Linked DNA regions of Homo sapiens: all the other regions are linked to region 2. A link is a loop called in an ENCODE intact Hi-C map of the cell type or tissue named here. Cell type or tissue: HCT116. All regions are shown on one strand. Region 1 overlaps GNG12-AS1 (GNG12, DIRAS3 and WLS antisense RNA 1). Region 2 has its middle 89 kb from the start of WLS. Region 3 overlaps WLS (Wnt ligand secretion mediator).

What was found. Peaks named below come from ENCODE experiments on the same cell type or tissue, not always from the same donor. Only the 100,000 strongest peaks of a DNase experiment are listed, where the experiment ranks them.
Region 1: it touches region 2 in a loop (10-fold over the local background); 76 of 110 quality-filtered maps call a loop at or near these places.
Region 3: a loop joins it to region 2, with 2.3 times the contacts of the local background. A loop is called at or near these places in 4 of 110 quality-filtered maps.

The regions. Positions count from the first base shown.
Region 1 is chr1:68,118,806-68,121,305 of GRCh38, forward strand. GNG12-AS1 (GNG12, DIRAS3 and WLS antisense RNA 1) reads left to right here. Exons shown (of 10, transcript NR_040077.1): 8 at 2,320-2,436. It also overlaps a transcript of WLS not described here. Among named protein-coding and RNA genes, the nearest start is that of MIR1262, 64 kb to the right of the region's middle. In HCT116, a CTCF peak has its summit at 1,554 (motif pointing right); a DNase peak (open chromatin) is centred at 1,536.
Region 2 is chr1:68,319,960-68,322,459 of GRCh38, forward strand. No RefSeq gene overlaps it. Among named protein-coding and RNA genes, the nearest start is that of WLS, 89 kb to the left of the region's middle. In HCT116, a CTCF peak has its summit at 1,329 (motif pointing left); a DNase peak (open chromatin) is centred at 1,358; H3K4me3 peaks cover 37 bases; H3K27ac peaks cover 640 bases.
Region 3 is chr1:68,173,124-68,175,623 of GRCh38, forward strand. The region is part of intron 2 of WLS (Wnt ligand secretion mediator); the gene reads right to left. The region is part of intron 9 of GNG12-AS1 (GNG12, DIRAS3 and WLS antisense RNA 1); the gene reads left to right. Among named protein-coding and RNA genes, the nearest start is that of MIR1262, 9.2 kb to the right of the region's middle. In HCT116, no CTCF peak of the experiment used is centred here; DNase peaks (open chromatin) are centred at 473 and 1,121; H3K4me3 peaks cover 945 bases.

The DNA of each region.
Region 1 (2,500 bases), 200 kb before region 2:
GGTGGAGATTGTAGTGAGCCGAGATCACGCCACTGCATTCCAGCCTGGGTGACGAGCAAGACTCTGTCTCAAAAAAAAAAAAAAAAAAAAAAAAAAAGCACCTGGCCCAATATTAGATGTTCAACATATGCTTATTGAATGAATAATTGATCTTTAACCCAGTAGTTCTTAGGAATTGATACTAAGGCAACAATCAGTGATGTACAAAAAAGATTTATATCCAAGGATGCTCATTTCAACATATATTGTAATAGTCAAACTTTGCAAACCACTGAAATGTCCAGTAAAAATTATGAACCATCCTTTTTAGAGACTATAATAGTAAAGTCATGAAAATCATGTTATAGAAGACAACACAATAACATAGAAAGATTTCCTAGATATATTTTGAAAAGGGCAGGTTATATAACTGTCCAGAAATTTATTTTCTATGTATAATACAATCTTAATGTATATAAATCTACACATATATGCATGGAAAAACTTGTGTAAGAACATACTGACATTTTAACAGTATTTATCTTTGGATAGAGTAATTGTAAAATGTTTACATGTTTTTCTTTACTCTTTCATGTATTTTTGCAGAGTTTCTGTGATAGGACCATTTTGTTTTTGAGACTGGATTAAAAACAATGTAGCAGAGGCCATGGGTGCCTCACCCATATTCCTCAAGCTGGCCCTAGTTCCAAGTAGCTAAGAGCCTGGCGGTGGCCCTCTACCTACAAAGGATGGGAGTGGAGTGGCTCTCTCTCACAGCTTCCTCAGCCCCAGGGGACAACTCTGCAGCATGTTCCTCACAGCTTGACAGAGGCCCTGGCCGTGCACCTTGGTGGCTGTTCTTTGCATTCCCTTCTTCTCAGCCTTGCTTCTCCATGCCACCTCAGTGCTTCCTGGAATCACCTTTCAAGCCAGCTACTTGCACACAAATCCTTGTCCCAGAGTCTGCTTTTAGGAGGAGCCCAGGCTAAAAGGCACAAACGCTGTTTTAAAAATCCTGCCCACTCCGTGTAAAGAACATCAGCCAAGCATGGTGCTATAGAAATAACTCCTATCTTGGCTGTTCCTGTGTGTAGTTCACTTTCAATCTCTCAGCATCCCTGAGTTGAAGAGAGATCTTGCTTAACTGGGAGGGAAGGCCAAGGGGTTTCTGGATACAGGAGCCACCTTGGGGATCTTAGAGCCTCAGAAGAGGCAAGGATGTACGTTATAAGAAGGGGCTGTCCAGATGATAAATGAAATTAATAAACCACCCCTGTGATGCCAGCACATGGCTCACAGCAGATCTGCATCAGGCGCCTACCATTGCCCTAGGATGCCATTAACACCTACTCTTCCTTATGAGGCTTAGAATCAGGGCTGCTGAGGACTTCAGAAATCATCTCATTCAGGTGGGGTGAAGGGGGTGGGTAGCTTCCCTGAGGGTCCCACAGCAAGAGTTAGAGACACAGCCAGGACCAGAACTTACTGAAAAGCAATAATCCAAGGTCTGACTTGGGTTCTGAGGATTTGCTCAGTTATAGATGTCATTCTCGATTTGGCCTGAAGAGGGCAGACACTTGCCATTCATGGAGGTGAAGAGCTTGTTTTTAAGGCTGGACTAACATCTCCCAATAAGGTCATTTGGTTCTAGTGAGAGTTGCAGCTCACAACATTCTTGACTCTTCTGCTGCAAATATGCTACTGGAAAGACACTGAAGTTCACAGACTGAAGTTCCTTTAGTTCCAACTCTGGCACTGTAATAGGTGACCTTGCACAGGTCACTTCACCTCTCTGAGTCTCACTTCTTGTGAAGTAAGATCTCTACTCCGTGACTGAGAAGGTGGTATTGGGGAGTGATATGTAACTTACAAAGTTGCATATTACAACACACATCACTGCTGTTAAGTTCTGTGTGTGTGTGTGTGTGTGTGTGCGCGCGCGCACATGTGCACACTCGTGATGGAGAGAGCTTGATAAAGGAGAGAGGCCTAGGCCAAAGGAGCTTTTTCTGGCCTCAGGTGAATATATATTTGTAAATTCTCTAGCAATTGGAACCAATTCACTTTGTACTTGGAAAAGACTTAACTGCTTTTACTTTATATTTCGAACTGTACTTTTTTAAAAGCTAAAGATGTCCCTTAACCTAACTGGTGTATGGGAAAAAATATACATAACAGGGATATATGTAAAGTTCTACCATTAAGTCAAAAATATTGCTGAATACAGAGAAGGTATTGGTAATACAAATTTTTAAAACTAAGTATTTAGTGGTTGCTTGGTCATGAGAAGCAAAAAAGTAAGAAGTGAGTATTTTTAAAAATCCTGTACCATTTTCCTAGGACATCAAGCCCTAGTACAGGAAGGGACATTTTCACACTAATCTGTGCCAGCTGGAGCAGTCCTGCCATCTGAACATCATATTTTGGAACCCTGAGAAGCTAGGATGCAGTTAACAGGTAAGTAGTAATGGGAGAACTTTCTAGAAACCATGTCTGGAGGAGGGGTTCAGGAGCTGAGATG
Region 2 (2,500 bases):
CCTTATGTAACTGTCAGTAAGCACAGTCTCTGGCGCATAGCAGGGGCTCGAGACTACTTTGGAAGGAGAGATTAAAGGAAAGAAAGAAAAAATTCTACAGGCATCACCCGGAGAATATAAAGATATTCCAGGCAAGTATTCTGCAGGGGGTAGAGAATTATGCTCCTTGGTGACCCTGCCACCTGCAGAGGTGCAGTACCTCCCGCACAGGGGTCAGCATCCCAGTGATTCCTGGCATCTGCAGCTTAATGAGGATGTATCCATTTATGCATTAAGGTTCATTTCCCTTGTTCAAAGCAGTCCCTCAGGTCTTCCCGGAGGACTGGTTTGCTTATTTTATACAGGATTCTTAGAATACTGCTGACATGTTTGATAATCAGAGAGTCTTGGGAAGGGGGTTGCTTATCTTGGGGAAAGTCAGCGAGCTATGTTTGAAGGCAGGTTTTCTTCCTCTCTTGAGAGAGTTGAGCAGTTTGAAAATAGGCTGCCTTCAGCCTTGCTTGGAATCTGGAGTGAAAGAGAAATACAGGGATGCAGCACTGAAGGAGCCCTGCTGTTCTCCTGGCCTGAGGGCTGAATTGATTCCACAGGTAACCTAGCATGAGCCTTCCACTTCATATGGGAGAAAAGGGAGGAGCAGATGGCCAGGTGCCTTGCCCCAGGTCACACAGTGGCAAAGCCTGAAGCCCTCAGACTTGCACGCTCCCAGCTGACACCCTATACAACACATGGGGAATGGGAAATTGGAATCGACTTTAAAAAAAAAAATCTATGAATCAAAAGCCGGGTTTGTTGGGGCATACCTGTAGTCCTAGCTACTCAGGAGGCTGAGCTGGAGGATCACTTGAGCCCAGGAGTTCAAAGCTAGCCTGGGCAATATAATGAGACCCTATCTCTAAAATAATAATAATAATAATAAAATCTATGAATAAGTTAGGAAAGACAAGGAAGAGACTGACTTGTGCGAACCTCCAATTTTAAATTGTGTTAGCTTAGAAGAAAGACTATTTTTTAAAAATGTAATCAAAATAGTTGATGAGAACAACAGTAATACCAGAAAACACTTATATGTTATTTGTTATTTGCTTGGCATCATTCTGAGAGTTTTATATGTATAAATTCATTTAACTTCCATAACACTTCCTGGCCTAGATTTTATTAATTTTACACGTGAGGAAAACTGAGACATGGGAGCTTAAGCAACTTGCCCAAGGTCACACATTTAGTCGGTTGGAGAGTTAGAATGAAGATTTAGTTAAATATTTGCAGGAGCTGCGGAGTGTGCTGGCTAGCTGTCTTGCTGCTGCCACGGCTCTGCCCTCTGGCGGCTCACCCTGGCCCATGGATGAGGATGTCTGGCTAAGCCCAGGGCTTAATGGCCCTCTCCTGCTTTACAGAAGAACCCTGGAGTCGGGGCTCCTTGACATAAAACTGGTTTGTGTCCATAGGTTTATGACATTACTTTTTTATGTTGTCAGTGGGGCAGTGTCCTGGTAATTGCTGTCATTGTTCTATATTTGTCCCTGTATAGTCACTGGCTGAGAGCTTTCTTAAACTGAAACTCTAGAGCACTGAAGGATTTTAGATTTTTCTAGATACAAAATAGAATTTCAGGGGCATAGTGAATTTTGGGATCTGTCTTCAGCTTTCTTTATATCAGTGGAAATCCACCCCAGATATTAGAAATAAGGACCAGAAAAAAATTAATTAACTGTGATGGAGGAATCTAGTCATTGGACCAATTTGCTTTAAGAAACAAAAGAATTATGAAAAACTCAGAAATTTTTTTTTTTTTTTTTTTAGACAGGGTCTTTGTCACCTGGGCTGGAATGCAGTGGTGCAATCATGGCTGACTGAAGCCTCTACCTCCCCTGGCTCAGAGGATCCTCTCACCTCAGCCTCCTGAGTAGCTGGGACCACAGGCACGCACTACCACACCCAGCTAATTTTTAAGAAATATTTTTGCTGGGCATGGTGGCTCATGCCTGCAATCCCAGCACTTTGGGAGGCCGAGGTGGGCGGATCACCTGAGGTCGGGAGTTTGAGACCAGCCTGACCAACATGGAGAAACCTCATCTCTGCTAAAAATACAAAATCAGCCAGGCATGGTGGCACATGCTGAGGCTGGAGGCTGAGGCAGGAGAACCACTTGAACCTGGGAGGTGGAGGTTGCAGTGAGCCAAGATCGCGCCATTGCACTCCAGCCTGGGCAATAAGAGCGAAACTCTGTCTCAAAACAAAAAACAAACAACAACAACAAAAAAAAGCCAACATATTTTCGTAGAGATTACAGGCATGATCCACCACAACTGACTCAGAATTGTTTACAAGCCCTCAAGTTTGGAAAATCATCTGCAGATGTTAAGATATGTCCAGATAAGAAAACATCCAAATTGAACTGAGAGCACAAGGAACTACCCTGGACAGAATAAAAGTGAAAACTAGGTGAAAAAAAAATTAAAGAAAGGCAAGGGCATTACTGAATACTTACTATGTGCTA
Region 3 (2,500 bases), 150 kb before region 2:
ATTTGTTTACCAAAGAATCTGAACCCAATGATGAACCAATCTTTCGCTAACAAAGCTAGAGAACTCAGAACCATCTAAGTTAGCAAGTGTTAAAACACTGGAAAGCAAATGTGGCAACAGCACTTTCCTATTTGACCATAATCAACATCAATGTGGAAAGAAAACAAACCTGAAAGCAAGTGAGGAAAACACACAGTGGGTTTCTTTGCTTTCTCTCCAGGACACTGTCAGTACACAGAGCATTTAGAATAGCTGATTTGATCGTTGTGAAAATCTACCTGCGTGCCCCTCTCTCTCTCTCTCTCTCTCTGAATGCAATTAGAGAAGACAGCTTCATTCACACTGTGTCTAAAAATAGATGATGGCAGAGTTCACAGACTGACAGCTGCATTGTCATACAGTAACCAGGAAAGGAAAGGGATGGCTAATTTAACTTAACAACTTCCAAAACAAACAGTGCAGAGGGAGTCCAGGATAAAGAAAAAACACACAGGTCAGTTCTTCAAAGAGCTGGCAGAGGGATGGGGTCGCTCCATGGCAGTTTATTAGTCCTCCCAAAATCCTGACGAAACCAGCTAAGTATTTTGCCCAGATCTACCCAGAGTCCTTCAGACAAGAGCTCTGGCAGATGAACCGCTACAGAGATTCAGGCAATATTAGGCAGCAGGGCCAGGACTTTCCCTGCTGACTTCTTCATACATCCCCTGGACACAAGTAAGCTAAGAAGAGTCATGACGTTTTTCTAGGCAAGATAAATAAATGAGTTTTTTCCCCCTTTGCCATATCTAAATTATACTCTGCCTAGCCTGGGGCATTTAAAAAAAAGTTATCCAGGAAATAAACATGCATCATTAAGGGGCAGAAACCAGGTGTCTAAAAGAAGCAAACCATTTCTTTCCCTCCCTTCAGTCCTAAAATGTTTTCTGTTTTCCTCCTCAGTCTGCCTTGCCCAGGGAAGGGATTACGGTTGGGCTTCAAAAGAAACAAGGGAATAATGCCTGTGGACGGGTAGCAGATTCTCTCTGCAGCTCTCCCGCAGCTCCATGTTGGCTCTCAGCGCTGCTGCCAGCCAGCTAAATGTCAGATCACGGCACCCCAACATTCCCTCACTGCATACCTCCATCGCCCTGGTGACTAAGCTGTTTCAACAGCTGTGTTATTGCTGGAGTCAGGCCAGTGTTATTCACACGAAGTATTTGTTTCATACGGCTTATGTGGGGAATTATTGCACTCAGCTTTGGGGTTCTATTTAAAGATAAGGTCCTTCCCTTGATCAATCAGCCAGGACATTCCTCGAGTTGGGCTCCAGGAGACAGTGGGACAATATTCTACTGCCACCCGGGGTTCCAGATAATGGACAGATTCATAATACTATAAAGAAGGTGGATGAAGCATATGTGTGTGTGAGAGAATGGGAAGCATAATGGAAAACCATGACCCTTGGTGGAGCTGCGGAAGAACTCTGCTGCTCCTCCCTCAATAAAAGCCACCCACAACACAAGAGTGTTAAGCTGGACTCCCTTTCTGCTCTTCTTCTCCAGCCATCACCCTCAGCCTTTCCCTTAAAATCATTGCTCTTTCCTTTCGGGTCACGCTAGCACTGTTGCGTTGGTCTCTACATGCATCACTCCACACACCTGCCCCGAATGCCATCTCCTCCCTCAGCCCTTGGCTTCTCCTATCTCATCAAATGGTTTATGACCATTGATGTTCCTATCATGTAGGAAGCAAGTTGGGCCTGTTGGCCTGGTGACCTCCTCCACTACTCCACATCCTCTTCTGAGTGTGAGTAAGATAAGGGCTGTGTTACTAACTGCTGAGTTAATCAACCCAAACTCCCTTATATGGAGGGACAACTGGGAAAAGGAAAAGGCATTACATCCATGAGCTTTATGTCCTGTAGGTGGGACTAATTTCTATTTCTAGCTCATTCTAGGCTGAATCTCCATCAAAGAGGCCTACTGGCCTGTTCTCCCTCCAAAGTTGTTCTCACCAAGAGCAATCGGGCACCATTTTCTGATGCTGAAAAGATCTCAGAAATATGTTTTCTTATAAATGAAGTATTTTTAAAAGAAATAAAACAATGATTCCTAAGAGCTCACATTTTTTACTGCCTACTATGTGTAGACATTTTCACCCATGCAGATGCCAGCCAGATGGAAACCATCACAGGCAATTTCAAAGTGAGGAAACTGAGGCCCATGGCCATGCTACCAATGTGAGAGGGAGGCAAAATGAGAACCCAGGTTTGCCTGACTCAGCAGCTCAAGTACTTTCCCCTTATGTCTCTCAGTCATGGGGTAGGAAAGTTAGGACACCCGCTTCTTGCTCTAAAAAGGCCACTATTTAGCCAAACAATTTGAGTAAGTCACTTTACATAATGTATTATTTCATGAAATACTACAGTTGGATCATAGGCTTACTAAGATCCTTTCTAGTTCTAATATTTCATGAATGTAGAAATCTAAAACACCTCCAGCTGTTGACTGCCTTCTATACT